2 separate regions of the Homo sapiens genome follow, and region 2 is linked to region 1. Evidence: chromatin loops called from intact Hi-C (ENCODE). Cell type or tissue: heart right ventricle. All regions are shown on one strand. Links, peaks and the distances in the headings refer to the core of each region. The heading gives the core; the rest is flanking DNA. Region 1 has its middle 140 kb from the start of HDAC9. Region 2 has its middle 65 kb from the start of TWIST1.

Region 1 (15,708 bases), core at 4,449-12,448:
ATTTTCGAATGACTGTCTCTTCTTCTTTACTTTCAAAACACACCCCATGCTAATTCTCACCATTTTCTGACTGCTCTTTTTCTTCCTCCTGATTGCTTATTTTTTCCTTCCTTGTGCCTAAATGTTTATTTCTAATGTTAATACAAGTAATAGTACTATTTTGAGCATTTATCATATGCCGGTGCCGCAGACCTTATATTATCTTAATCCTCACAGGAATCCATGAGAAATTTTTCGCTTTAAAGATGGTTAAATGGAGGTACCATTACTAACACTGCACAGCCAGATTAGAACAGGGATTCAGCCCCAGGCAGTTTAACTCAAAAGCCTGGGATCTTCAGCAATCCTGCCTCACACAGATGTTCAAGAAGCCATGAGCAAGTCAGTGACGCCAACTTTGCATCCTGAAAATAAGTGGACAAAAGAAGTGATAAAGAAGGAGAAAAGGCTGCTGAAAAGAGGATTATGAACTATTGTGGGAAATTTTATAGATAGACATTGTAAAAGAGTGAATGGCTTGCTATTGAAAAATAATCTGATAAAGCCCAACCATTCAGAATGAAATTCTGGGACCTGAAAATCTTTAGGAAAAGTTAGACCCTGAAAAATATTAATGTTAAGGCATTTCACTAAGAAAAGCAAATGAATTCTGGGGCAGTCAGTATCCTTTCAATGCAAGTCATTGGACCAAATAATACAATGAGATGCCCTTTGTATAAAAAAATTGAGATTGAAGATCAACCATGAACAAAAAGAGGAGGCACCTGGTAATGTCCCCGTTTGTCTCTATTTATGTCTTCCTCACTGTTCAGCCCATTGGCTTTCTCTAATTAATCCTTATAACACTGCACTTCTGAGGGGCAAATTAGAAACAGAAAACATCTCCATTTTGTAAATAGGAAGCAGATGGAGAAACTTAGTGGTTCTTAGTGAATCAATAACAGCACTTCAAAATCAAGTCTAACTTAGATGCCACTGATTTATTTACATAGCACAGTACCAAATGCAAATAATAATAACAACATTTTCTTTCTTTCTTAAGAAAATGAACCATCAGAAGTCTCCAAAATTTATTTTTTTCTTTGCGAATCTAGGCCAAATTCTACAAAAATGGGCAAATGTGTGCCAGTTCTTTCTCTAGGATGAGTATGTTTCTTCTAAAACCCACAATTACTGGATAGAATCCCTGTCCATTAATCCTCACAATCAGCTTTAGAAGTATCTAAGATCAGACACCAGGAAGTTACAAAAGATATATATACCTCATCTGACATTAAGAAAAAGTAAGGAGGGAAATTATATGGAAAATCTACCGTGGTGAAAATAAAAGCCATGGATTAAAGGCTTTAGGAAAACCCACCTTATTAAATCCTAGCCTTCCTTAAAAAAGATAAACCGAATTAATTATAACTAATGGTTGTAATTACTTTCAAAATATGCTTTTCTTGACATAAACATTCTTTAATCAATCCAAAATACAAAAATGCTTATTAGTGAGTTTACTATTTTAATAAGCTGTATCAACACATGTCTGAAACTGGTATCTCCAGGTATTTGAATCAATCTGGGTGGGATAAGTCTCTTTTGTTCTACCATAAATTCAGCACTTTCAGTCAGGCATAGATTTTTACTAGAGGAAATATACAAACTAGATATAACAGTGCATATTTCTGACCTTTAAAGACGTAAACCAGAACTCTTTACTATTCAAGATTCTCTACCTTCAAATATGAGACTCATGAATACTTATTGCTAAGATATAAATGTAGCATGAAAGCCAGTATATGAAATTTAAAGTCACCAGCAAGTTAAGTTGATATCAGATTATCTTTCAATAGCAATCCATTCACTCTTTTACAATGTCTGTCTATAAAATTTCCTACAACATGAATAAGGGTTAAAAAAAATTTCATCAATCCAGGGTCAATTTTTGCTTATTTTTTAAAGAGAAATCACTGCTAGTACACTTAACATTTACACTCATAATTCCAAGCTATTTAGAACTGTATACCATATACCTATTTATTTTTTATAATGCCTTTAAGAATCATAAATCTCCAAATTCCCCAATATTTAGAATCTATATCATGATTTTAATGACTGGATCATCTAAGTTACCAAGAAACTTGTTTTTAAGTTACCATGATTGTTAAAAACCAAAGTTCTTCTACAAAGATAATAGAAAAATATAACTTTCCTCTAACACAAATATATAGAGAAATTAGGTTTGCAACACATAAGCATCACAGATTTCTATTCTGTGACAATAGAATCCTACGATCTCTGCAATTCTGTTAGTGAAATTTGGAAATGAGGACTGGAATAAATGCGGAAAGTCTACATGGTCAAGTATGAAAGGTTAGATCATTTGCAGCCTAACAGCTCATTCTGTTCTCCCAGAAACAATTCATAATCAGTGAGGAGAGCTACGACACCTAGGAGAATTGGAGAATGTGCTGGTGCTCCATTTGCTCCCCCTCTGGTGACTCCTTAGGAGCAGGGAAAGCAGTAAGTTAGCCTAAGAAGGTGGCCCATGCTGAGTCAGCACTTGTCCTTGAACCAAGAAATTCCAGAAGGGCGGGGAGCTGGCAAGGAGAGAAGGGAAGAAATAAGGAACACTTGGAGGAAAATAGCATATCATGTACTGACGGTGAGTCTCCTGAGTGTATCAGTAATTAGTTGGCTTTATGCCAGAATGTTTTTTTTTTTCTCTCTCTCCTTGCAATAAACGAAATAATACATTAAAGTGTTTTGTGGACTATGGACAATTTGGAAAATTACACATTTGCAACAGCATTGCTCTATGAATTAAAGTTAAGGTCTTTTCCTTAAACAGAAGTAGAATTAACCATATATTCAACAGAAATCTAACCCTCAGTAAAATTTTATGCCTATTGAGTCAGTTAAAATGTTTCTAAAGAAAGAGAAATGAATGTTTCCTTTGGTTTCCCTGGTGTAATATAAGTGAATATAATTATTTACCAAATATACAGAATAAGAATGTTTAAATTGAAATAATTAAATTTCAATTTAAAGGTTTTCAGGTCTTCTTGAGGTGCAGTGGTAAAGAAGGGGTAGGGAAGGCAGTGAATACTACCCAAATAAATCGACATGCAATAGATTAGATGTTTGAAATGAACTGAAAGCAGTGGTCTAGGTAACTTCAGGAGAGAGGTGTGGGTGGATAAGAGGCTTTCATCACCATTTACTTTCACTTACTTATGTATTGTTTGAGATTTTTAATGAGTACCTGTAATTTTTGGAATTTAATATTTTAGGAGAAGAAAACCCAGTTTTTCTCCTTGCTAGGTTTGATCAGACAAAGGAATACATCTCTCCAACTTTCAATATCTTAGTATAGTCTATAAAATACATTATTGTTCATAGTTGGATGGTATGTAGACAAAGAACCACCTGGGAGGAAAAAAAAAATTTGCTAGCTAAAGCACTTTCTTATAATTCTCAGAAGAGGAGAAACACCATTCCATTCTGAAACTAGGCTCTTTTGGAAGAAGCTTAATGAACTGAAAATTTGCCCCTTAACTGTGGCATGTTACAAAACTGATCCCAGACAAGGGTAATTATTCTGCCATTTCTTTAAATAATTTTCAGGTATATAACTTACTGCTAATTAATTTACCCATTGATCATTATTTGTCTAGTATGAAAATCAATCATTCAACTATTATGTATAAACAAATGCTCTAGACACTGAAAGTAAGTAAGTATAAAAAAATGTCAACTCTTGGAAAGTAAACATTTTTACTGGTATAACAAGACAAATAAAAAAAATTGTCAGCAATGTACTACATAATAATTTTGAAATGAGTGGTGCCAAGAGTGCTGTAGTAACTAAATGAAAGGAATATATTACTCTTTGAGGAAAGAATATGGAAATCTTCAAAAAGGAGATGAGATTGAAGTGGACCTTGAAAGATGAAAAGAATTTATTAAAGTAACAGTGAGAGGAAAAGCACTTGAAACGGTAATTCTTAAATTCTCCTTTTTTTCCACAGCAAATGGAGAGGCCTCTGGAAATTTATGGCTAAAGAGATGTTCAGAAAGTGTAGGGGAAAAGATTAAAATGAGGATAACAAGTCATAAGGTTGATGCATGTTTCTAGAAAAAGGAAAATAAAATAAGGAGAAGATACTGAAAAATATTACCAAAGGACATTGGGTCTAAATGACTGAAGGAGTACGACAGTACAGAGGAAAAACTTGAACATTTCACTTATGTAAACTAGAAAAATGATGGCACAAAGGAAGTCCATCCACTTGGTGGCAGATATGAGTTTTGCCATAAATGTTTAAAAGTAATTGAAAATGTAGGAATATACATAGGATAAGAGGTTAGGACTGGAGATTAATCTCTTAATTACAATTATAGTTGAGTCCAAGAAACCATAAAAACTTTCTGAAAACAATCTAGAACAAGAAGAGCAGAAGAGCAAGAAGTGAGGGGTTTAGAGAGGAGAATCGGAGGGTGGAAGGTGAGGTAACCGTGTCCTGTGGCAATGCTAAGGCAGAGCAGAAGGTGGTGTCAGCAGGAGCCCTAACTGCAGAGGAAAATGAGGGTTAAGAAAATGCCCTTCAGTGTGGTTAGAAAATCACCGAAGTGGCCAGGCACGGTGGCTCACACCTGTATTCTCAGCACTTTGGGAGGCCGAGGTGGGCGGATCACCTGAGGTCAGGAGTTCAAGACTACCCTGCCCAACATGGTGAAACCCTGTCTCTACTAAAAATACAAAAGTTAGCTGGGCACGGTGGTGCGTGCCTGTGGTCCCAGCTACTCGGGAGGCTGAGGCAGGAGAATTGCTTGAACTCATGAGGCAGAGGTTACAGTGAGCTGAGAGTGTGCCACTGCACTCCAGCCTGGGTGACAGAATGAGATTCCATCTCAACAAAAAAAATCACCAAAGCAACCTTGCTGGGTCCCTGGAGACACAAAGCAGGTGCTGGGGACTACAGTTACATGCAAGTTCATTGTACTATTTGCTCTACTTTTATGCAATTTTGAATTTTTCATTCTCAAGTTTTAGAAAATGTGAATGAGAGTTGAGGAAAAGCAGGTTAGTGGAAGAAAAGAAGTAAGAAGATAGTTTGGGACAACAGCAAATATCCTTCCCTCCTTGTCCCTTCACTGCCACAATTTACTATTTAATTTATTTTATTTTATTTTAGACAGAGTCTCACTCCGTTGCCCGGGCTGGAGTGCAATGGTGCGATATTGGCTCACTGCAACCTCTGCCTCCCAGGTTCAAGTGATTCTCCTGCCTCAGCCTCCCAAGTTGCTGGGTGTGCACCACCACGCCCGGCTACCTTTTGTATTTCTAGTAGAGATGGGGTTTTGCCATGTTGTCTGGGCCGATATTGAACTCCTGACATCATGTAATCTGCCTGTCTCAGCCTCCCAAAGTGCTGGGATTACAGGCGTGAGCCACTGTGCCCGGCCTCACTGCCCCAATTTAAGAAAGAAGTACTGGGCAGTGATGAACAGTGCAGGTTTTAGCATAAGGCCTTCTGGGTTGAAATATTAGTCCTACGATTTATTAGCTGTTGTCCTTGGGCAAATCATGGCAAATCACCTAATCTGGTATTAATTGAATACTACTGACTATGTGACAGGTACTTTGCATAAATTTTTTCACATAATCCTCACCACATTCTTCTAACGTGGTTATTATACCTCAATTTTCCAGTTCAGAAATATCAGTGAGGGGACAGGTGTCTAAAGTTATAGCTAGAGTAAGTGGTAAAGCCAGGAATCAAATGTGTATCTGTAAATTCTACTAATGTCTAGTTTTGTGTTCTTAAGTACTAAGTGATATAGAGAAGGAATAACCTATGGCACCATGCATTCGATTAAAAGATAAGTTCCTAACAATGATATCAAAGGATATGTAGGTATACTTATCAAGTTCTTCATGTTCTCATCTGCTCCCATATTTCAATTTTTTCCAAATTCCAACCCTCAGAGAGAAAACACTCATTCGAAGTTGCTTAAATTGCCTCAGCTTTTAAAATCAATGCCAGTTTGCATAAAATAAAAATCACAAGATATTCATGTTTCCAAAATCACTTTTAAATATCCCACTAATCATTAACTACTGTCTCAACATAGCCACACCTAATAAGCTAAAAGCTATTTATAACTTTATAGGAAAAAAAACTGTTTCTTCTACCTCCTACATAAGTGTTTGTGCTCCCAACATCAGTGGACTCAACACATTACTTCCCATTCCTAAATTGCAGGTGAAACTCAGTTGCAAGAGCATTTTTGTCTAGATCACAACCACCTTCTAAACTTCTTTGTTGTTGTTTTGTTTTGCTTTGTTTTTGAGATGGAGTATCTCTCTGTTGCCCAGGCTGGAATGCATGGCACCATCTCAGCTCACTGCAACCTCTGCCTCCGGGGTTCAAGTGATGCTCCTGCGTCAGCCTCCCGAGTAGCTGGGATTACAGGTGCCCACCACCACACCCAGCTACACCTTCTAAACTTCTGCCACATTCATATGAGCCCCTCTCCAATCCAATCTCCATAGAGAAACCAGAATAATCCTATCAAAAGCAAAATCAGATAATGTTGCTGTTTTTCTTTTGCCCTCTGGAGGCATCACTCAACCTAGAAACAAATCCAAGCTCCTCACAAAGATCTTTCAGTCCTGGCCAGTTACCTCCCCAAGCCACATCCTAGCTTACTTCTTGATTCACAGTGAAACACTGAGACACTAGTTCAGTTTCTGCAACAAGCCATGCTCCTTCCTGACTCAGGGCCTTCTCATACTCTGTTCCTCTGCCTGGATAACCCTTTGCCCAATCCTTTATGTGGTAGGGCCACCTAAGTTCACCTCCTCAGAAATTCTTTCCTAACTCTCTAGCCTAAAGTTGGCCCCAAAGGTTATATATACTTACTGACCTTTTTTTTCTTAGAATTGATTTCAATCTGTAATTATGTATTGTTATTTTTTGTTTATATACTGTTTTGTCTGTCTCCTATACTGGCTATAATTCCACAAGGGCAGAAATTGTGTTTGTGTTCTCTCCCTTCTCCTTTATTTCTTTCTCTCAATAAACAACCAAACAAGGCCTAGCACACAATTAGCAAGCAATCAAAGTTTACTGAGGAAAAAAAAGGAGAACAGAGACGACAGAAGGAAAGAAAAAGTCAATTTAACTGCTAGGATCACCCAAATACGATTTTTTTAAATCACAGCTTAAAGGTCTGTTCAGGCATTTCTCATTGTTTCTTAATACTGATTGATGTCTACCCTTTTTCACATATATATTAGATTGGATATATAGGAAGAATGTCAGAAACGAAGTAACAATAAGACATAGTGAGGGGGACCTAAAACTGTTTCAGGCTCCTACACTAAAATCAACTCCAATAAATCCTATAAGATTCTATAAGATCCTAGAATGGTATAAATTTCCAGGTATTTTTAAAATTCAATGATCATAGGGAAAATGCCATTAATCGTGGGGATGAGAAGAGGTAAGGCATTTCTTAAAATGACTTTCAGTATATACCTTAATGCTAGTTAATTTACCTTTCCAACCCTTATTTGTTGGCTTCTACTGTACATAAACTAATAATAAATAATTAAATGAAAAGAACAACAATCAAAAAACACACCAGGATGCTTATGTCTTACAACTTTAAAAATTCTTATAGATTTTAAATCCTGCATCCCTAGTTATTCATACATTGAGGAGAACTCTACATTTATCTTTTGGCATAGCCGGATTCTTCCGATGCGATCTGAAGAACTTGTGTCAGGAATTCTTATGACAATCTCCTGGGCATCAACCCTCCCCCATGTGCAAATACCGGTTTTATTCATTAACTGACTATTGTCTTTACCTAAAAATCAAGCTCTCTAAAGGAAAAAGGTTGTGAAAGTTTCAACTGAAATTACTCCTATGTTCCCCTGTAGAGAGAGCTGAAAGATCTTTCAAGGACATTAAATAGCCAGAGGTGAAAGGGAGCAACTAACAGGAAGGAAGGGAGGATTCATTCGCAGGAGTCACTATAGGAAGGTCCTCCACTGTGAGGTCGTCAGGATGAACTAAAATTGGAGAGTTCATCTGAAACAACTGGGCATTCTTGATGCTTGGGAGTTACAAGTTTGTTGTCTTTAAAAAAAAAAAAAAAAAAAAAAAAAAACCTATGTGCTGCCCTCTAGAGGCTACAAAGAATAATGGCGCCACCTATTAAAAACTGAAAGGAAAAAGTACAGGCAGGAAGAATTTGTCTTTGCCAAATGTATGACCTAACGTGTTACATTTAGTGTCATACTTCAAATTAGAGAAGTAAATTAATATCATGTACGGGAAATTCTGAATTTGATGCAAATAATGATTCTGTCTGAAGACCCAATTCTGGATCTTCCTTTTTTTCTTTTTTAGTTTTTTTACATGCATTTTTAAAAATGACTTTACTAAGGTATATTTAGATACCATAAATTTGGTCATTTAAAGGGTACAATTCAATGATTTCAAAGTTCATTTAAACCAGATTGTACAATGATCACTATAATCCAATTTTGGAACATTTCAATCGCTTGCAGTAAGATCCCTCTAGCCAGTTTATGGCTAATACCCACCCATTCCTGCCCCAGCCCTTGGAAATCACGAGTCTACTTTGTTTATCTATAGATAGGCCTCTTTTGTTTTTAAAACAGAGAAGTTTAGAATTAAATGCTTCATAACATGACAAGGCAATTCCTCCTTTTTGTAGTGCTTTTCCTTCAAAATGTCCTGCCTTGATCAGTGTCACGAAATGGGGGTTAAATCCCTCACCAAACCAAACTCTGGGGAAAAGTACCTGTAAATGCCTAATTCTCAATGTCTCACACTCTGTATATTTAACCTTCCACAGATTTGAGGGTGATGTTAAATTTGTCTCTAATGTCTCTGAAAATTCACTCTGGGTATACTTTTAGCATGCAGTCCAACAGTCCATTTCAAAATAAGCTTTCACATCCCAAGGTTTTATAAAGGATTCATGGTTTAAATATCTGCCTTCATTAATTATGAGCAACCCATTTTTAACAGAATTTTTTTAATCCTAAATTATTCACTTCTTTAATAATGAACTTATTAAAAGTCTCCGTTTTGAATATCTGAAGAACATGCTAGTTCTGGTAGTATAAAGAGCCTATGTTGAAAATGAAGATTCCCAAGAACCCAGACTCTTGGAAGGTTAAGACCAGAGGCTCTAAACCATCCTTTGTGGTAAAAATCCAGCTCTTGAATTTCTGTGTAACCCTGAGAAGGGTACTTAATTTCTCTGTACATTGGTTTCCTCATGGACAAGTGGAGATAATAAGAGTTTTTATTTCATGTATAAAAATGGTGAGAAGTGTACTTGGAGCATAGCCCTTGGTGACTGTCTGCAATCAACATTATGTGAAAGTTATTTTACCAAGGATAATTATCATCACTTCTGTTTGAGAATAAAGACTGGATTTGTAACTGGTGGTAGAAAAAATGACTGACAATAAGCAGATTGAGGATCTGTAATTATTAATTTATCATTCCTTGTATCACATCCTCTATGGCTCTTCAAGACCAGCTGTGGTTTCAGTGCATTTCCAAGCCTAAGGAACAAACCAGGAAGAATGCAAACACTGGTCTCAGAGATAACAAGTCACATCAGAGCTTACGTGCCCCGATGTGTTGACTGTCTAAAGCTTTTTGTATTGCCTGTTTTAGATCCTTCTGAAGGGCATTTCCCTCACCACATCCAATTGATGAATTGCCTTTTTCACAGAGGTCAGGTTTTGGGATCAAGGCAAAGGGAAAGTGGAGGAAATCTGGGCCTGGATAACTAAAATAAAACAAATTAGACAAAAGAAGAAAGCAAAGATAGGTATTAATGGTTTGATTTTTAAGTTCCTTTTTCTCCTAAGCAATTGATGCTTTAATTCTTACGTACAGCGCATATCTCTGTGAATCAAAACCAGTAGAGAATCAAACCACTATAATTAATATAACAAGGCCTGCTGACTCACCTCCACTAAACACAGTCTCTAAAAGCCTAAATCTGCACATTAGTTGCGATTAATTCTTCTCTCCTCTTTCAAGCACCGTAGAGCAGAGCTTTATAAATAGCAAAGTGTGTTAATTTAAACAAAATATAAGAAACCAATTTTTTCAAGGTGGTAAAGACTGGCCTGCATATTTTCATTATTGCATAATGGTTACCTTTAGCCCATAAACTACAAGGTCATAGTAAGGTCACAATGAAGTGGCAAATGTAATAAATGGGAAGAAAAGTAACTAGAGACCATATTTAAAGTGACTTTTTTCCCTAACTAGGTAAATAAATGTCCTTTTAGTATAGTTCATTCAGTAGGGCTGATTTAAAATAGGTTTTCTATTTGAATCATTCATCCACACCCTATATGATGATAAAATTTCTTTTAAATTTTCTTTTTAGTGCTTTTTTTTCACCTTAAAACATACAACCCAGAATTTGCTAAGTCCCAAATGGTTTAATTTAACTTAAAGGGTAAAGCCACCCTTGGCTTAGAATGTGCATACACTAACATTCAAAATAAAAGAAGGTGAAACAGGTCACACTGTTCAGATTGTGAAGATAACATTAAAATTGGCAAAGAAGAACAAAAATGAAAAGAATAAGTCCATGCTCTTTGTGTTTCTATAAAACCTATCCCTTACACCAGGTGGTGGTAATCCAATGCTAGGAGTTCATGATTTTAAAAAGTTGTGTACCTGCTACTTCACTATAAAACACAAAGGTGCAAAGTCTGCTTAGGCAGAAAATAGCTCGAGATCTTTCAGATCCAAATGTGTAGGTCAATGTGGTAACACAGGCCAGGCATTCTGCTGTGTTTTTCATTTATATGCTGTTGATACCCAAGATACAGCAAATAATGTCATCAATTTCCTTCAATTACCTCATAGAGGATTCATTTGCACTCAGGGAATAAAAAGGTTGCCACAGTAGCTTCAGGATCACTCAGCAGCAAGAATCGGCATTAATAACTATCCTCAGAGGCACAGAGGGAGGGAAGAAAGTCATTTACTTAACATTCTTTAATTCTTTGTGGTATAACAAGACTATGTCATGATTTAGAGCTAAAAAGCACAGTTGTTTTGCTCACGAGAAAAGTCTTTCATAACCTACACAGTTTTTGTGACACATGGAGTTATGAGATCTTAGGCTACCTTTAAATACGGTATCCCCCTGCTGAAAGCTCTCAAACAGCTTGCAGAGGAAAAAAAAAAATCCCAATATTACTTTACTCCTGAGACATCAAATATCCCATGTCTTACTTTATAAAGAAGTTTCTTTGTACAATAGCTAGATAGTGCTGAAGAAAATAACTTTTGTATGCCTGTATCATAACACAGGGTCATGTATAGCTAATTAAGCATTCTTCCTTAGGTTTGATTACATAAAGAGTTGGTTTTGTAATACAATAGCACATGAAGGTCAGTATGGTTATGAGAGAAACCTTAGATGCTATGACAAATCCAATAACTAGCAGGGTATTTGTTCATAAAAGTAAAGCATTTCTCAAAATATTTTGCTGATTTGTTAAGGTACTGGAAGATATTTTGCTGGCCGCCGAGCTGACCTTCTGCAACACCCTATATGGTGAGGCTGTTAAAAGATTTTCTTAGAAGATACAGATTTGTATTTTAGAGTAAGACAGAGACAAAAACAAGGATCATGAAATGGAGGTTCACAAGTATCTGAACCAAAGTGGGGAAAAGGGGGGAAAAAAACAAACATCAGCCAGCTCCTTATTTGCACACCGAGATTCACTAACTCTATATGGTAAGTCCTATTTCCCGTCATTTTCCCTGAATCTAGCATGCTAACCATCATAACGAAAAAGAGTTTGTTTTCACCTTTACGTTCCCTTTGAGTATTTAAAACGGGGAATGACTCACATCTCACAAGGCCAAGAATCTTTGAAATGAACTTCTGGAAAATTTAAAGGTACCTGGAGCTCCTGCAACAAATATAAGACTGCACTGCCCTCCAGAGGTGACTCCCTGGCAATTACCTTTAATCAATTAATGATAGGAGGACCAAGTAACTGTGTTGCAGTAATCTTCATTGCAATTTTAGTCCTTCTATCTCAAATAGTTTTCAAAACACAGGACTAAAAATCAGTGGCAACCTACTGTTTCCCTCTAAGCAGAATATTATATTGTCTCAGCTCTTCTATCTTACTTCATTTTGTTTGAAAATAATATTTGCTACCTCTTTGGCTAAATGTTAAATATTAATATTTTTGGTTGGAGGGCCTATTTATTCATGTACATTTTTCAGAAAAATCAGATTAAACAGACAGCCTAAGGAAACCTTAAGAAACCTGAGGATCCTCAGAGATAACTGAAGGTCACACAAAGAACAGTTCAGAAACAGAATATTTTACTGTCTAATTATGTTGTCATCACTTAACTGAAGCTTGAAGGGTGCCCACAGTTATTGTGAGAAAAATATAAACTCATTTTGAATTTTTTTCTTCTTGAGCTTTTGTTCTCCACAGCTATGTGATCTAGTTCTGTTCTGTTCCACACACACCTTCCAATAGTGGATAACCTTGTATATTGTCACTTTCCACATATTCACCGTCAATTCAAATTTTTTGAGATTTAAGACAAGGCTAATAATTTCTTGATAAAATTGTAATAACCTGTGTGTGTGCCTGTATGAATGACTCAAAACACATCTTTTAAAAGTTCTTGACAAAATTAAACATTATCTACACAGCAAATATTTATGTAGGGCTTTGCAAATGCTAACTCATTTAATAATCACAACAGCTATGCAACAGATAGTTTTACTATCATTCACCTTTTTTTACAGATGAGGCAGATTTTGAGAGATTAACAAAATCACAGAGCTGGGACATGATAGAGCTGAGATTCAACTTCAGTTTAGCTTCAGCGTCCTGGTTCCTAACTTCCTCACTTTGCTTTACATGGTCATTTAAATATATATATCTTCCCTCCCATTATAAAAAGCATTAATAAGATTTAAAATAAAGTTGATACTTTTAATATAGCTGTCTTTTTTTGTTTTGGGGGATTTTTGTTTTATTTTACAATTCATAACACATAGGAAACTTAAAAAATATTAAAACTCTGGGAGATCAAAATGTTGGAAGACAGAATGAAATTGGAAAACAAATTTTTTGTGTGATTACTGCAAATTTTACCAAGTCATTAATCTTTAAGGGGAAAAATATTGAAGCAACATGGAAAAATGTTAACTATCTTACAACGATAAATAAAAATTATATAAGTAAATCAGGCAATGATGTATTAAAGTCAGTATTACATTTTATCTTGTAAATATCAAGCAACTGTTTAGTGTTTTTGAAATAAATCATTGTGATTATGTTTAACGCAATAAAAAATAAAGCAGAAAAAACTATTTACAGCCGACTACTAAATTCATGAAGGAAAAAAAGGAGTTAAGAGGAGACTTTGATTCAATCACAGAGGCTCCGTCACAGACCTACAGTCATTTAACTTAGGCAGGGGTTATAAAATGTATTTCAGGTTGCACTTACAAAACAATGTTCTTGCACCAAGCACGGGTCGACCAGCTACCCAGCGGCTGGGTTCAGAAACTAGAAGGCCCCTGGGAAAGCAGCTCAGTAACTACAAAGCAAATGTGGTCAATGCCCAGTGTCGTTATGGGGATTAGACAGGGGTCACAGCTTCACGGCAGCACCTGCACAGCTATGACATAAGCTTATATTCGACATAAATCATATTCCCTCTGTTTTGAAAGCAAATAATAAAAGAGTTGTTCCATGTCTCTTGACCTTTATTTCTGGGAAAAGTGGATTTTTCCCTTACAGCTATGGAATGTACTAACCATTCCCAGTGGGACAGACTTAGAAACCCCGTCATAGAACAAATGTATAAATATCCACCTTCTCACTTCCAAAGTGATTTGCATCTTACACATCAGTAAAGTATTACTATTTTCTAAAGTAGCTTAAAATAAGGAGAGAAGGGAGAGTGAGAAGGAAGAAAACACACAAAGAGGATACCTGAAAGAGGAAATTAAAATACTTGTATTGATGAAGATACGTGATTGACCAGCTGGTGATAAAGAGAAATTAGATGAGTATTGTCACTGACAGTTGCTAAATGTTGTTTTGCACAAATGCCAGTAAACCTGGTACACAATTAGCTCCTGAATCCATTTTTTTCATGGAATCCAATTACTCAAAATTACTGCCTCCAAAAAGAAAAATTGCTTTTCAAAACTTGGCATTAACATTACTTGAGAGTCAATGAAATGATGTTTTCAGATCTTGAATTTTTAAAATAAATTCTAATTTATTAAAGACTAATGACTTTTGAACCACTGAGTTATACACAGGTACAATAATTCTGAATACCCACAAATACAACTTGAAATAAAGGCAAACTTCAAAATAAAAGATAATAACAAGAGGGAGAAAAAACCTGGAAAACCTATTGAATTAGCATTACCATGCTTATATACTACTATTAATAATAATGAATGATGGCCAGAACTGGCACAAACGAAGTATTCTGTCAGCAAGTAGAAGACCTCCTAATACTGAAGTAATACCTAATTCTCACATATGTTCCAAAGCCCTAATTTCCAAAGCAAAGAACAACTGAAATATACTAAGTATTAATATTGAATAGCCACTTCATTATTTGAGTAAGGGATCTTTCCAAAAACCTTTTATTCTAAATATTCTACATAGAAAGACATATTTTTTCTGCATAGTGCTATTCCTGTTGGCGTGAAAAGTAAAACACAACACCACATTTTTTTTTTTGTCAGGAACTTTGTTTAGAAAAGTATACTTAACAAAGACAATATTAGGGTAACCACCAAGATATCACATATGAAGTTCTAATGCTGTGAAAATTATAAAATTACTAACATAAAGAATATCAGATATGTCCCCCAATTCAATGTTTGAGAATCAAATATTTATTGCATCCCTGCTATGTGCTAGGCAGTGGGGATAAAGCAGATAACATTAAGCTACCATTCTCAGGCACTAACATTATACTGGGAGAAAGAAAAAATAAAGAAAACTATATTAGATGTTAAGATGTTAGCTGTTGATCACTGCTATAGAGAAAAAATAAGCCAGCAAGGAGGAAGGGCAATATCTGTGTGTGTGTGTGTGTGTGTGTGTGTGTGTGTGTGTGTGTGTGTGTGTGTGTGTAGATGTTCTCAAGTATGGGAGGTCATCTGGAAAGACATCTCTAATGAGGTCAGGGAGAGGTGCACAGCTTACCTAAGGCAAGACAGTTTCAAGCACAGGGACCAACAAATGCAAAAGCCTTAGAACATGAAAGACATACGGTGCAGTGCTTTGTAGGCCTTAGTAAGTAAAGAAGCTGAATTTTACTCTGAGTGACAGAAAACCATTAGGAAGCCAATGGGAGAAATTCATGTTCTCATATTGGGAAAATGACTGTATTAAAGTTATGGGAATAGCTTATAGTGGACAGAACTTGGGCTTGAAGACAGATATACAGGTATTAAAATAATTTCTGTTCTTCACAGCATCATACCTATAAGATGCTGTCTCAATTACTGAGTTCTGTGTTCTCAGACTCCATTTAAATAGTCATAATACCTAAACTGCACTACTACTGTGAAGATTAAATAATACAAGCAGCATCCAGGACTGTGCCTGGATTACAGTAA
Region 2 (15,708 bases), core at 3,778-11,777, 700 kb before region 1:
ATGATGATTTCCAATTTCATCCATGTCCCTACAAAGGACATGAACTCTTCTTCTTAACATCTGTTGGGTTCACTCCATACCATGCTTCAACTCTATTGCTGGGGTTGAATGAAATCTGGCATGAAACAAAAGATCACTTACTTCCTTTCCTTCAGGGCTCCCATGCACTTTTCCACCCTCCAAAACCAGTTCTTACTCTTACTCTTTTTTTTATCTCAGTTCTTTGTAATATATGTCTGCTTTCCTTTTCTCTCCGAAACAATGCAAAGCTAAAAGGTTCATCCTTAGCCATTCCTGCTCCCTGAACATTGAGATTTTAAAGTAATTATGACAGAATTTTAAGGACTCAAAATGCAACTATTTCATGAATGACATAGTTCATTGATTTCCAGCCTTTCTTCTTTCCTAAAATGCCCCAGTGGGGGTCCAACTCCCTTCGTGGCCTCTTTTGGATAGCTATGGTATTGTATGTATTGATATTTACTTTATTATAAATAAAAACTTGAAAAATATTTTCTAAAAGAATATATTTTCTAAGACTAAGAAATATGAGAAAAGTGACATTGTGTTACAGTTTTGCAAATCTCTTGATTTCTGATTCTGCTTCAGCATTTAATCTTTTGCAACATGCTGTTTTGATTGTCATATGTAGCAAAATTTTGGCCTCACTAAAAAATGTTGTGGGACAAAGGACTATTTTGCTAGCCTTTTTAAGGTAATCATAAATATTCTTCTTTGATATTATACCAAAACTCAGCAACAGTAGTTTCTTAAAGATGAGTTTTGATGGGGGATTTGAAACTATATCAGTGCATTTTTTCCTTCTCTGTTACATGAAAATCTATTAGTCTATGTCATATGTTGAATATAACTTTTAACCATGCATAACTTTGTAACAATATGCATTTATATTTGAAAATTATTGGTTAACTGAGTTACCTAGAACTTCCAAATCTTGACACATTTTATTATGTAATATCATAATTCCAAAATCATTAATATCACCAATATCTTCCAAAAAGTATTAAGTATTGGGAAGCTTTCGAGCTCAGGGCAGTTGATGTAAGTTTTCCAAAATTTGAAATTTTTGTTTGAAAGATTAAATTTTATCATTAGCAACGAACATTTTCAGTTATTGCTTTGGAGTAACAAGCTTATTTTGGTCATTTTCAAGAAAATGTCTGCCAAATACCCATGTCTAAATAATCATAGTTTGACAGTCATTCTTTCATGTAAAAAATGACACTCACTCACCTTTCCTGTCTCCTCTTGAACCCCACATACTCATCAGCAAGGAAGAGGTTTTTTTACACTTATTATCATAAACAAAGATGGGCACAACACACAGGTTCAATATGTTTTTGGATAAATACTGATTAGATCTCATTTCTCCAGAGTGAGCCAGTCAGTTATCCTTTTGCCTAGTGCTAAAGTATCGATTTCAGCAAGTCAATTACCCTTCTATTTTAATATGCCTAAATGGATAAAGGAGTTTCTGATGTATACATATTCATATACACACATTTACATATATTGCAAGCACCTATATCCATTTAGGTGTATCAAACTTTGGCTCTTTCATGCATACATATACCGTGCTCATTTATTTAAAAGAGAAAAATTACTAAAAAAAATATTTTTTTTTAACAAGAATCTCTGTTTGCTAAAGTTATAAAGATACCTCAAGCATGACCGTGATATAAATATTCATGTTCAGCATTACAGAAAAGTGTGCCTTCTAGTATTTAAGTCTCACAATTCCTATAAACTCTTAGGGTCTGTGTCACTTTTTAAATCAGGAAAAAATAGTAAGAAGAAATGATCACTTGAATAATGAGAAACAACCTAAAGTAGTCTATTGCTTCCAAGTTGAGATAATTGATAAATAAAATAATTTGAGCCAATTTGTATTAGTTCTTCTTTTTAAATTTACAGAAAACTGTTTTGACTTAGTTTCAAAAATATGCAAATATTAGACTAACTATTATTTTTTCTTGGCATTATTCTAGATACACCTATACAGGTAGAGCAAAACACAGAGCAAGCACTCAGCTGGAGAATTTAATCAATGCAGACAAGCAAATCATTTATTTTGTTTTGTTTTGTTTTTCCTAAACAGAAGATTTGGATGCCCAATTTGTAAAATTGTCTCCACTCTCTTTACTTCATTCCACTATATGTACAAAGCACACATGTCTAATAGTAGTTATTGCTTTGGGATAAAAGAGTATAGAGTGGTGATGGTGGAGAGGATGTGTATATGTGTTTGTGAAGTTTCTCTCAAAGCCAACATAAAGCAACATTTGCCTGGAAGGTTTGTAGATACATCCTAGAATACCATTACATGCATCCAGAAAGGGGGGCTGGGATAAAGATTGCTAGCCTCAGTAAAACTTAAAAAACATTCCCTAGGTTAAGAATGTGCCTTTTAGGTCTTAGGTAAATGATACTTTTGACTCTATCTATCTTATCTTTCTTAGAAAATATAGTTTTAGTGGTGGCAGCAGGATAGTTCTTAACCTGCTTGTCATATTTTTCTGATTTTACTTTCACCTACTGGAACTGAGTTGAATATGGGAAAATACAAACTGTTTCTGCAAATAAATGAATCATCAACTGGACTTGGTACTGATAAGTGAAAGAGTTTGGAAGAAGCGTTCAAACTGATTTCCATTTATTAATCACAGGTGTTTTTAAAAAGTGGCTCAATGCTAACATCATATTAAAACTTGTTATAAAACAAGGAACCCATAGCTACAAAGAGGCAGAAAATAGATTAAGGCTTGAAACTTATTTGGATATTTTATCATATTTATTTTATTTTTAAAATTATAAATTGACAAATTATAGCTATATGTATAGCTAAATTATAGCTATATGTATAGCTAAATTATAGCTATATGTATAGCTAAATTATAGCTATATGTATACATATATACAAAATGATGTCATGATTTGTGAATACAGTGTAGAATTAGATCAAGCTAATTAACATATCCATCATCTCACCTGGACTTTTGTTTGTTATAGAACCTCAATCTAGTTGCTTAAACCTTTTGAGCTTCAAGTTCTCCATTTGTAAAATAGGAGCAGTAATATCTTTCAAAGATCAAAGGAGATATTATATGTTCACATATGTAAAATGACCCATGACATAGCATAAGCGCTTGATGAATGCTCATTATTTTCCCTTATATTTTCCAAGATAATAGTCCTAGTAAAAATAGTCCTAATTAAATTGATTGACCATTTTTAATTGGAATTTCAGGATAGCAATAGGGCTAAAATACTAGGAAGTATTCCCAATATCATAGGAATTTAGACATTAGAAAAGTAACAGTATAATTTTTGAGTCTATAAGAAATTTACCTCTTTAATAGGAAAGCAACATCATTCAGTACTTTGGTTACTTTCTGATGTAGTAGAATTAGTCTTCTAATTAAGTTGCAGTTAATGCTATTATACATCATTATGTTTAAATGGAGTATCTGGAAGATGTCTCAATTAGACAGTCCTCCCAATGAAGTGTGTCCTGTAGGTTAATAGAAATCACTTCCTTTACCTTGGATAGTGCTGTTTGGAAAAAATACCAAAGGCCTACTCATTAAAAGGTCAAAATTGTGCTTCTCAGTTAACACTCCATTAAGTCAAACTGGGAGACTTTGCCATGACTGCTGTGATTTTTGTCAGTCTGGCTGCAAATCAATCAAGACGTTACATTCTGAATTACAGTATGATGTACAGTTTGAGGCAGAATAATGCACAGTGAGATCAATAAAACTCTTCAAAAGAACCAAAATCTGGCACTTGTCAGAATAATTCACCATTTTATTATTATGCAGGTGTGATACAATTCAGAAAATAATTTGTAATTAAGAAAAATCAGACAAGATGGAGAACAAGAACAAATGTGGAGATGACTTCCAGAGGCAAGAAAAAACACTTCACAGAAGAATGGTAAGTTTAAAAGAGTAACATTATCTGCTGTACAAAGCATTTTGCACTATGACAGTAAATATCAAGACACTGGAAAATCTTTTTTTGTCCATGAAGTACAAGATTGTGAATACTTCTTAACTGCTACTGCTGTGACAAATGTCTGCAGATAGTTAAGTTACTGGAAACCTGGAACTGGGTGTAAAATGTATACAATACTAATGTCTAGGGTAAAAATTTTGGGTAAGGCCAGTGTTTCACCTGACTTTGACTACCTGGAGCATGCTGCCTTATTCTACTTATAGTCTGGGAAGGAGTCACAGAAGGCAAATGCATCTTGCTCTTTCGGACTTAAGCTGCACACAGCCTCCCATTTCTTTGGCTAAGAGAATTGAAAATTTTCAAAGACAAAGATTGATGAGAAACATTTTAGAAGATGAATCTTTGTATTTCTTGTTTTTGCTGGAAATGACTTTCTTCAGGGCACACACACAAGGAAATATAAAGGAAGAACTTTTCTCAAGAATATTATTAATGTAGTCTTGTCGAATATTCTAGAAAATCATAGGATATTTTTATATTTTAAATATCAGTACATAGCCAGGAATGAAAAATATTACCAACAAATTTTTTTAGATAGCCATTCATTTATTATGGACTCAACATTATGTTTTACTTTTTTTTTTTTTTTTTTTTGAGACAGGGTCTCTCTGTCACCCAGGCTGGAGTGCAGTGGCACAATCTCGGCCCACTGCAACCTCTGCCTCCTACGTTCAAGCAATCCTTCTGCCTCAGCCCTGCAAGTAACTGGGACCACAGGTGTGTGCCACCACGCCCTGCTAATTTTTGTACTTTTTGTAGAGACGGGGTTTCACCACATTGGCTAAGCTAGTTTCGAACTCATGGGCTCAAAGTAATCTGCCCACCTTAACTTCCCAAAGTGCTAGGATTACAGGCATGAGCCACCGTGCGAGGCATAAAAGGAATGCACTAACATTACATGTGGCACCAGTATTTTTAATCTCCTCCTTATTTACCTCTCTGGAGTTCAGTCTTATTCCTTGAATTCATTTGTATGCATCCTTAATATGCTTGTGATAATACTTTGTATAAACTATAATTTTCTTTTCTCCAAAAGTGGATGTCATTTTTCAGAGTTAAGAAATGTGAGAAAATCTTTGTTTCTTCACTGGGCAAATCTAACCTTTTCTAATTCACTAAGTGGTTATGATCTTTTACTGGCATGTAGTTTTTTTGTGGGGGTTCAGGATACACATATACACATAGTTGAATAGGAGACCCTAAATAAATAATAACATTGCAAGACTTGTCAATCAAACTGAACCAGTTTATTGGTGAACTGGAGATTCCAACAACTAAATAAGGCTGAAAGTTGGCACCCAGTGTGAAGCATTATAGTGGGTGGCTTCATTAGGAGCTTCTGGTATGTAAAAATTGATCCAAAGCCTAAGTCCTCATCATCTAACTTAGAATGGCATTCTAAAAATTGTGCCCAATGGCACCATCCATAGAGGCTAACATGGTGGCAGGAATCAAATTGGAGCACTGTGGTGGACAAGATGTGCCTCTCAGACCTCACTTCATAGGAGGACATGTTCCCCTGTCTATCAGCAGGCAGCCTCCATCTGTCAGCCCCTTCAGGGTTTGCCTCAGCTGCAGTGTACTGTCTGGCCAAGGATCACTATTTCCCAGGGCAGACCACCTCCAGTGACTAGTCAAGACGGGATTAGAAAAGCTTGGCCATTTTAGCTGCATGCTGCATAACTCTAGCATAATTCTAATTCCAGATCTTGCTGTGAGGATGACAGAGGTTTTATAGGGCTTGAATCCAGACTTCCCCTTTGACCCTTTCTGCTTCTTCTGTTTCCCTTCCATAGGTGTTAATCTCTAAAAACTTCACCTCAGCCTCCGCTTTCAGAAAAGCTTATTGGCAGCAAGCACAATATGAATTTGTTGAATTTCTGGGCTTCCATATCTCTATTTGCTCCTTTTCTTTGATTGTTTATGTTGTGTATAATGACTTTCATTAGATACTACCTTAAGTGCCTAACAATATTTGTCCTTCTCTTTAAATCAAGCTTGTCTAACCCATGGCCCATGGGCTGCATGCAGCCCGGAATGGCTTTGAATGTGGCCCAACATATTTCTTAAAACATTATGAGATCTTACCAATTTTTTTAGCTCATGAGCTGTTGTTAGTGTCAGTATATTTTATGTGTGGCCCAAGACAATTCTTCCAATGTCGCCCAGGAAAGCCAAAAGATTGGATACCTCTGCTTTAAATCATGTGACAAATCCTGTGTTCTACGGCTAGACATTTTTTGGTTCTACAGTGCTATTCTGACTATTACTGTGTAGTTGTCTAAGTCTTTTCTTAGGCCTGGAAGTACTTGTTTTATGAATCTGAGTGCTCCAATGTTAGATGCATATATATTTAGGATAATTTTTTCTTGTTGAATTAAACCCTTTATCATTAAGTAATGCCCTTCCTTGTCCTTTTTTTTTTTTTTTTTTTTTTACTGTTGTTGGTTCAAAGTCTGTTTTGTCTGATATAATAGTGACCTCTGCTCTTTTTTGTTTTCTGTTGGTGTGATAGATCTTTCTACAACACTTTACTTTGAGCCTGTTGGTGTCATTACATGTGAGATGGGTCTCCTGAAGACAGCAGATGGATGAGTCTTGTTTTTTTTATTCAACTTGCAATTCTGTGCCTTTTAACTGGGGCATTTAGATCACTTACATTCAAGGTTAATATTGATATGTGAGGTTTTGATCCTATCTTGAAGTTGTTAGCTGGTTGCTTTGTAGTTTCTATTTTGTGGTTGCTTTATAAGGTCTGTGGGTTATATATCTCAGTGTGTTTTTGTGGTAGTATGTATCATTCTTTTGTTTCCATGCTTAGAACTACCTTAAGGATCTCTGCTAAGGGTGGTCTAGTAGTAACAAATTCCCTTAGTGCTTGCCTTTCTGGAAAAATATTATTTATCCACTGTTTATCAAGCTTAGTTGGTGGGATATGAAGATCTTGATTGGAATTTTTTTTTCTTTAAAATGCTAAAAATAGGTCCTCAATCTCTCCTTACTTGTAAGGTTTCTATTTGGAAGTCTACTCTTGATGGGGTTCCCTTTGTAAGTGATACGACCTTTTCCTTTAAATGCCTTTGATTTTTTTCTTTAGTGTTGCCCATGGAGAGTCTGGTAATGATATGCCTTGGTGATGTTTATTTTGTATAGGGTCTTGCGGGTGTTCCCTGGATGTCTTGTATCTGCATGTATCTCTCTCAAGCAAGATTAGGGAATTTTTCTTGAATTACTCTGACAAATGTGTTTTCCAGGTCATTTGCTTTTTTTGCTTCTCTCTCAGGAATGCCAATAAATTATAGGTTTGATAGTTTACATAAGTCCATATTTGTTGAAAACTTTATTCATTCTTTAAAATTCTTTTTTCTTACTTTTATCTGACAGGGTTAATTTGAAAGACTTGTTCTTCAAGTTCTGAAATTACTTCTCTGCTTTGTCCAGTCTATTGCTATAGCATTCCATTCTATTTTGAAATTCCTTAAGTCAGTTTTTCAATTCCAGAAGCTCTGATTGATTTCTTTTTAAGATGTTTATCTCTTTCTTCATTTCCTGGATTGCTTTAGATCACTTGTTGTTGTTGTTGTTGATGATGATTTTCAATCTTGGATCTCATTCAGCTTCTTTGCAATCCATGCTTTGAATTCTTTATCTTTCATTTCTCAGTTTCCATTTTGGTTAGGAACCATTGTTGGAGAGCTACTGTGATCCTCTGGTAGTGTCAGTACATTCGGATTTCTCAAGAATTTTTATGATGGTTCCTTCTCATCTGAAGAAGATGGCACTTTTAATTTTTGTAATTATTTTCATGTGGGTAGGATTTCTCTTCTTTCTTCTTTCCCTATATTATTGTATTTATTTCTCCTTCCCTTCCTCCCATTACTCCAGGGGTTGTGACTATAGAGGATGTTGGATAGGGTCTTTGGGCTTTGCTTCTATAGACCTATGCCCTTCTCTCCACGGGTTATATACTGGGATGTGCAGTTCAAGGGAATGGCCAGTAGGTGGCGATTATGGGTAAAAGCCAGCTCCAGCCAATGTGGTTGGGTATATGCTTATTTATTTAATTTTTTATTTATTTATTTTATTATTTTTTATTACACTTTAAGTTCTAGGGTACAGGTGCGCAACGTGCAGGTTTGTTAAATAAGTATACATGGGCCGTGTTGGTTTGCTGCACCCATTAACTCGTCATTTACATTAGGTATTTCTCCTAATGCTATCCCTCCGCCACTCCCCCACCCCAAGACAGGCCCTGGTGTGCGATGTTCCCCGTCCTGTGTCCAGGTGTTCTAATTGTTCAGTTCCCACTTATGAGTGAGAACATGCGATGTTTGGTTTTCTGTCCTTGCGATAGTTTGCTGAGAATGATGGTTTCCAGCTTCATCCATGTCCCTGCAAAGGAGATGAACTCATCCTTTGTTATGGCTGCATAGTATTCCATGGTGTATATGTGCCACATTTTCTTAATCCAGTCTATCACTGATGGACATTTGGGTTGGTTCCAAGTCTCTTCTATTGTGAACAGTGCCACAATAAACATACATGTGCATGTGTCTTTATAGCAGCATGATTTATAATCCTTTGGGTTTATACCCCGTAATGAGATCGCTGGGTCAAATGGTATTTCTAGTTCTAGATCCCTTAGGCATCGCCACACTGTCTTCCACAATGGTTGAACTAGTTTACAGTCCCACCAGCAGTGTAAAAGTGTTCCTATTTCTCCACATCCTCTCCAGCACCTGTTGTTTCCTGACTTTTTAATGATTGCCATTCTAACCGGTGTGAGATGATATCTCATGCGGTTTTGATTTGCATTTCTCTGATGGCCAGTGATGATGAGCATTTTTTCATGTGTCTGTTGGCTGCATAAATGTCTTCTTTTGAAAAGTGTCCGTTCATATCCTTTGCCCACTTTTTGATGGGGTTGTTTGTTTTTTTCTTATAAATTTATCTAAGTTCTTTGTAGATTCTTGATATTAGCCCTTTGTCAAATGGGTAGATTGCAAAAATCTTCTCCCATTCTGTAGGCTGCCTGTTCACTCTGATGGTAGTTTCTTTTGCTTTGCAGAAGCTCTTTAGTTTAATTAGATCCCATTTGTCTATTTTGGCTTTTGTCACCATTGCTTTTGGTGTTTTAGTCATTAAGTCCTTGCCCACGCCTATGTCCTGAATGATATTGCCTAGGTTTTCTTCTAGGGTTCTTAAGGTTTTAGGTCTAACATTTAAGTCTTTAATCCATCTTGAATTAATTTTTGTATAAGGTGTAAGGAAGGGATCCAGTTTCAGCTTTCTTCTTATGGCTAGCCAATTTTCCCAGCACCATTTATTAAATAGGGAATCCTTTCCCCATTTCTTGTTTTTGTCAGGTTTGTCAAAGATCAGATGGTTGTAGATGTGTGATGTTATTTCTTAGGCCTCTGTTCTATTCCACTGGTCTGTATATCTATTTTGGTACCAGTACCATGCTGTTTTGGTTATTGTAGCCTTGTAGTATAGTTTGAAGTCAGGTACCATGTTGCCTCCAGCTTTGTTCTTTTTGCTTAGGAATGTCTTGGCAATGTGGGCTCTTTTTTGATTTCATATGAACTTTAGTTTTTTCCAATTCTGTGTAATATTGGATAGGGATGGCATTGAATCTTTAAATTACCTTGGGCAGTAAGGCCATTTTCACGAGATTGATTCTTCCTATCTATGAGCATAGAATGTTCTTCCATTTGTTTGTGTCCTCTTTTATTTCATTGAGCAGTGGTTTGTAGTTCTCCTTGAAGAGGTCCTTCAAATCCCTTGTAAGTTGGATTCCTAGGTATTTTATTCTCTTTGTAGTAATTGTGAATGGGAGTTCACTCACAATTTGGCTCTCTGTTTGTCTGTTATTGGTTTCTAGGAATGCGTGTGATTTTTGCACATTGATTTTGTATCCTGAGATTTTGCTGAAGTTGCTTATCAGCTTAAGAAGATTTAGGGCTGAGACAATGGGGTTTTCTAAATATACAATCATGTCATCTGCAAACAGGGACAATTTGACCTCCTCTTTTCCTAATGAATACCCTTTGTTTCTTTCTCTTGCCTGATTGTCCTGGTCAGAAGTTCCAACACTGTGTTGAATAGGAGTGGTGAGAGAGGGCATCCCTGTCTTGTACCAGTTTTCAAAGGGAATTCTTCCAGTTTTTGCCCATTCAGTATGATACTGGCTGTGGGTTTGTCATAAACAGTGCTTATTATTTTGAGATAACGTTCCATCAATACCTAGCTGATTGAGAGTTTTTAGCATGAAGCGCTGTTAAATTTTGTTGAAGTCCTTTTCTGCATCTGTTGAGATAATCATGTGGTTTTTGTCATTGGTTCTTTCTATGTGATGGATTACGTTTATTGATTTGCATATGTTGAACCAGCCTTGCGTCCCAGGGATGAAGCCAACTTGATCTTGGTGGATAAGCTTTTTGATGTGCTGCTGGATTCGGTGTGCCAGTATTTTATTGAGGATTTTCGCATTGATGTTTATCAGGGATATTGGTCTAAAATTCTCTTTTTTTTTGTTGTGTTTCTGCCGGACTTTGGTATTAGGATGATGCTGGTCTCATAAAATGAGTTAGGGAGGATTCCCTCTTTTTCTATTGATTGGAATAGTTTCAGAAGGAATGGTACCAGCTCCTCCTTGTACCTCTGGTAGAATTCGGCTGTGAATCCATCTGGTCCTGGACTTTTTTTGGTTGGTAAGCTCTTAATTATTGCCTCAATTTCAGAGACTGTTATTGGTATATTCAGAGATTCAACTTCTTCCTGGTTTAGTCTTGTGAGGGTATATGTGTCCAGGAATTTATCCATTTCTTCTAGATTTTCTAGTTTATTTGCATAGAGGTGTTTATAGTATTCTCTGATGGTGGTTTGTATTTCTGTGGGATTGGTGGTGATATCTCCTTTATCATTTTTTATTGTGTCTATTTGATTCTTCTCTCTTTTCTTCTTTATTAGTTTTGCTAGCGGTCTATCAATTTTGTTGATCTTTTCAAAAAACCAGCTCCTGGATTCATTGATTTTTTGAAGGGTTTTTTCTGTCTCTATCTCCTTCAGTTCTGCTCTTATCTTAGTTATTTCTTGCCTTCTGCTAGCTTTTGAACTTGTTTGCTCTTGCTTCTCTAGTTCTTTTCATTGTGATGTTAGGGTGTCCATTTTAGATCTTTCCTGCTTTCTCTTGTAGGCATTTAGTGCTGTAAATTTCCTTCTACACACTGCTTTAAATGTGTGCTAGAGATTCTGGTACATTGTGTCTTTGTTCTCATTGGTTTCAAAAAGCATCTTTATTTCTGCCTTCATTTTATTATTTACCCAGTAGTCATTCCGGAGCAGATTGTTCAATTTCCATGTTGTTGTGCGGTTTTGAGTGAGTTTCTTAATCCTGAGTTCTAATTTCATTGCACTGTGGTCTATGAGACAGTTTGTTATGATGTCTGTTCTTTTACATTTGCTGAGGAGTGCTTTACTTCTAACTATGTGGTCAATTTTGGAATAAGTGCAATGTGGTGCTGAGAAGAATGTATATTCTGTTGATTTGGGTTGGAGAGTTCTGTAGATTGCTATTAGGTCTGCTTGGTGCAGAGCTGAGTTCAAGTCCTGGATACCCTTGTTAAGCTTCTGTCTCATTGATCGTGTAATATTGACAGTGGGGTGTTAAAGTCTCCCATTATTATTGTGTGGGAGTGTAAGTCTCTTTGTAGGTCTCTAAGGACTTGCTTTATGAATCTGGGTGCTCCTGTATTGGGTGCATGTATATTTAGGATAGTTAGCCCTTCTTGTTGAATTGAATTGATCCCTTTAGCATTATGTAATGGCGTTTTTTGTCTCTTTTGATCTTTGTTGGTTTAAAGTATGTTTTATCACAGACTAAGTTTGCAACCTCTGCTTTTCTTGCTTTCCATTTGCTTGGTAGATCTTCCTCCATCCCTTTATTTTGAGCCTATGTGTGTCTCTACACATGAGTTGGGTCTCCTGAATACAGCACACTGATGGGTTTTGACTTTTTATCGAATTTGCCAGTCTGTGTCTTTTAATTGGGGCATTACCTCATTTACATTTAAGGTTTATAATATTATGTGTGAATTTGATCCTATCATTGTGATGTTAGCTGGTTATTTTTCTGGTTAGTTGATGCAGTTTCTTCCTAGCATTAATGGTCTTTACAATTTGACATGTTTTTGCAGTGGCTGGTAATGGTTGTTACTTTCCATGTTTAGTGCTTCCTTTAGGAGCTCTTGTAAAGCAGGTCTGGTGGTGACAAAATCTCTGAGCATTTGCTTGTCTGTAAAGGATTATATTCTTCCTTCACTTATGAAGCTTAGTTTGGCTGGATATGAAATCCTGGGTTGAAAATTCTTTTCTTTAAGAATGTTGAATATTGGCCCCCACTCTCTTCTGGCTTGTAGAGTTTCTGCTGAAAGATCTGCTGTTAGTCTGATGGGCTTCCCGTTGCAGGTAACCTGACCTTTCTCTCTGGCTGCCCTTAACATTTTTTCCTTCATTTCAACCTTGGTGAATCTGACAATTATGTGTCTTGGGGTTGCTCTTCTTGAGGAGTATCTTTGTGGTGTTCTCTGTATTTCCTGAATTTGAATGTTGGCCTGCCTTGCTAGGTTGGGGAAGTTCTACTGTATAATATCCTGAAGAGTATTTTCCAACTCGGTTCCATTCTCCCGGTCACTTTCAGGTACACCAATCAAACGTAGATTTGATCTTTTCACATAGTCCCATATTTCTTGGAGGCTTTGTTCATTTCTTTTTACTCTTTTTCCTCTAAACTTCTCTTCTCATTTCATTTCATTAATTTGATCTTCAATCACTGATACCCTTTCTTCCACTTGATCTAATTGGCTACTGAATCCTGTGCATGCATCATGTAAGTCTCATGCCATGGTTTTCCGCTCCTTCAGGTCATTTAAGCTCTTCTCTACACTGTTTATTCTAGTTAGACATTTGTCTAATCTTTTTTCAAGGTTTTTAGTTTCCTTGTGATGGGTTCGAACATCCTCTTTTAGCTCAGAGAAGTTTGTTATTACCGACTTTCTGGAGCCACTTCTCTCAAGTCATCAAAGTCATCCTCCATCCAGCTTTGTTCCATTGCTGGCGAGGAGCTGTGATCCTTTGGAGGAGAAGGGGCACTATGGTTTTTAGAGTTTTCAGCTTTTCTGCTCTTCTCCCCATATTATGGTTTTATCTACCTTTACTCTTTGATGATGGTGACCTACAGATGGCGTTTTGGTGTGGATGTCCTTTTTGTTGATGTTGATGCTATTCCTTTCCATTTGTTAGTTTTCCTTCTAACAGTCAGGTCCCTCAGCTCCAGGTCTGTTGGAGTTTGCTGGAGGTCCACTCCAGACCCTGTTTGCCTAGGTATCACCAGTGGAGGCTGCAGAATAGCAAATATTGCAGAACAGCAAATATTGCTGCCTGATCCTTCCTCTGGAAGCTTAGTCTCAGACTGGCACCTGGCTGTGTGAGGTGTCAGTGGGCCCCTACTGGGACGTGTCTCCATGTTAGGCTACACGGGGGTCAGGGACCCACATGAGGAGGCAGTCTGTCCGTTCTCAGAGCTCAAATGCTTCGCTCGGAGAACCACTGCTCTTTTCAGAGCTGTCATACAGGGACATTTAAGTCTGCAGAAATTTCTGGTGCCTTTTGTTCAGCTATGCCCTACCCACAGAGGTGGAGTCTACAGAGGCAGGTGGGCCTCTTGAGCTGCGGTGGTCTCCACTCAGTTCGAGCTTCCTGGCCACTTTGCTTACCTACTCAAGCCTCAGCAATGGCAGACGCCCCTCCCCCAACCAGGCTTGCCACCTTGCAGTTTGATCTCAGACTGCTGCGCTGGCAGTGAGCAAGGCTCCGTGGGTGTGGGACCCACCAAGCCAGGCACGGGATATAATCTCCTGGTGTGCCATTTGCTAAGACCATTGGAAAAGCACAGTATTCAGGTGGGAGTGTCCCGATTTTCCAGGTACCGTCTGTCACGGCTTCCCTTGGCTAGGAAAGGGAAATCCCCCGACCTCTTGCATTTCCTGGGTGAGGTGATGCCCCACTCTGCTTTGGCTCTGCCTCCATGGGTTGCACCCGCTGTCTGACCAGTCCCAATGAGATGAACCAGGTACCTCAGTTGGAAATGCAGAAATCACCTGTCTTCTGCATAGATCATGCTGGGAGCTGCAGACCGGAGCTGTTCCTATTTGGCCATCTTGGAGTGGATCCCCTGAATGATTATTTTTCACTCAGAGAAGCTCTCCTGTTGCCTCTGTCAATGGGTTAATCTGTGGGATGCACAGCAGTTTGAACTCCCTGCTTAGCCTCAGAGGGGCAGGGGAAAAGATGGGCAGGGCCAGACCAGGTAGGTTCCCTGATGGTAAGTGTAAGCTCCAGTGCTGAGGGTGAATCCAGTGGGCAGCCACCAAGCACCCAGAGGTGGGCCTAGGTGTGGAGCTGGCAAACATTCTCTGCTGGAGTGGGTGGGACAGTGGAGGCAGCCTAAACTAATAATCCAGAAGAGTGGATGCTCCAGTTGCTTGCAGTTCTGTCTGGAAATGAAATTGAGAGGCCCTCCCAGTACCAGGGTCTCTGCATAGGAAGGCTGGGTGTACTCAAGCTGCTGATCCAGGTGAGGGTGTGCTCTGAATGTCTGGAGATCTGCCTGGTCTTGGAGTGGAGAGGGCCTCACTTCACCACAGTCTCTGCACAGGAAGGGTAGGGTGGCTCAGGCTCCTAATCCTGGCAAGCAGCTTCTCTGATTGCCTGGAGATCTGCCTGAGATAGTTTATTTTCAGTGCAAAATTGAGCTAGAAGAGCAAAGAAAATGTTAAGTATTTGGAGAAATCTAAGGAAACATTGATTTTGCAAATTAATAGTATGGGGTGAAATTATGAGTAAAATACGTAATAATGACATGGAAGTTGAAGGTCATAACTGAAGTTAGAGTGTTCTAAAGACCTAAGATTGCTTTGGAGTCAGGTAATAAATACTGATCAAATTTGTATACAACAAATTAGGTATACATATTAAAATTCTAAGGCAGCCATTAAAAGAATAAAAATAGAATATATAACTTAAAAGCAGGATAGAAAAAAAGAACAATTAAAAGATCAATTTAAAAAACGAAATGAAGAAAAGAAAACAGAAAACAGAAAATGCAGAATAGCTGTAAGTACAGAATACATATTAAAATAAATCCAAGTTTAAGTCATAGATATTTATGCCACAAGGAAAATATAAATTTATATTTTCTTATCGCATAGCCTCTAATATAGTATATATATCAAGAATTAGACAAATCCACTATCATATTGGGAGGTTATAATTCACCTCTCTCCTTAATTGATAGATCAAGTAGACAGAATTTTTTTTTTTTTTTTTTTTCTCTGAGATGGAGTCTCGCTCTGAGATGGAGTCTCACTACACTCGCTCCAGCCTGGAGTGTAGTGGTGTGAGCTCACCTCACTGCAACCTCTGCCTTCTGGGTTTAAGTGATTCTCCTGCCTCAGCCTCCGGAGTAGCTGGGACTAGAGTCATACACCACCATGCCCAGCTAATTTTTGTATTTGTAGTAAAGACAGGGATTCACTATGTTGGTCAAGCTGGTCTCAAACTCCTGACCTCAGGTGATCTACCCGCCTTGGTTGCCCAAAGTGCTGGGAT

What was found. A loop is a pair of places that touch in the nucleus more often than their neighbours do. Peaks named below come from ENCODE experiments on the same cell type or tissue, not always from the same donor. Only the 100,000 strongest peaks of a DNase experiment are listed, where the experiment ranks them.
Region 2: it touches region 1 in a loop (4-fold over the local background); 6 of 110 quality-filtered maps call a loop at or near these places.

What each region holds. Positions count from the first base shown.
Region 1 is chr7:18,348,820-18,364,527 of GRCh38, reverse strand. It overlaps a transcript of HDAC9 not described here. Among named protein-coding and RNA genes, the nearest start is that of HDAC9, 140 kb to the left of the region's middle. RefSeq lists a silencer at 6,528-6,822. In heart right ventricle, for the core only: CTCF peaks have their summits at 8,009, 8,208 (motif pointing left) and 12,023 (motif pointing left); no DNase peak of the experiment used is centred there; H3K4me3 peaks cover 825 bases; H3K27ac peaks cover 442 bases.
Region 2 is chr7:19,044,300-19,060,007 of GRCh38, reverse strand. No RefSeq gene overlaps it. Among named protein-coding and RNA genes, the nearest start is that of TWIST1, 65 kb to the left of the region's middle. In heart right ventricle, for the core only: a CTCF peak has its summit at 8,031 (motif pointing right); a DNase peak (open chromatin) is centred at 8,041.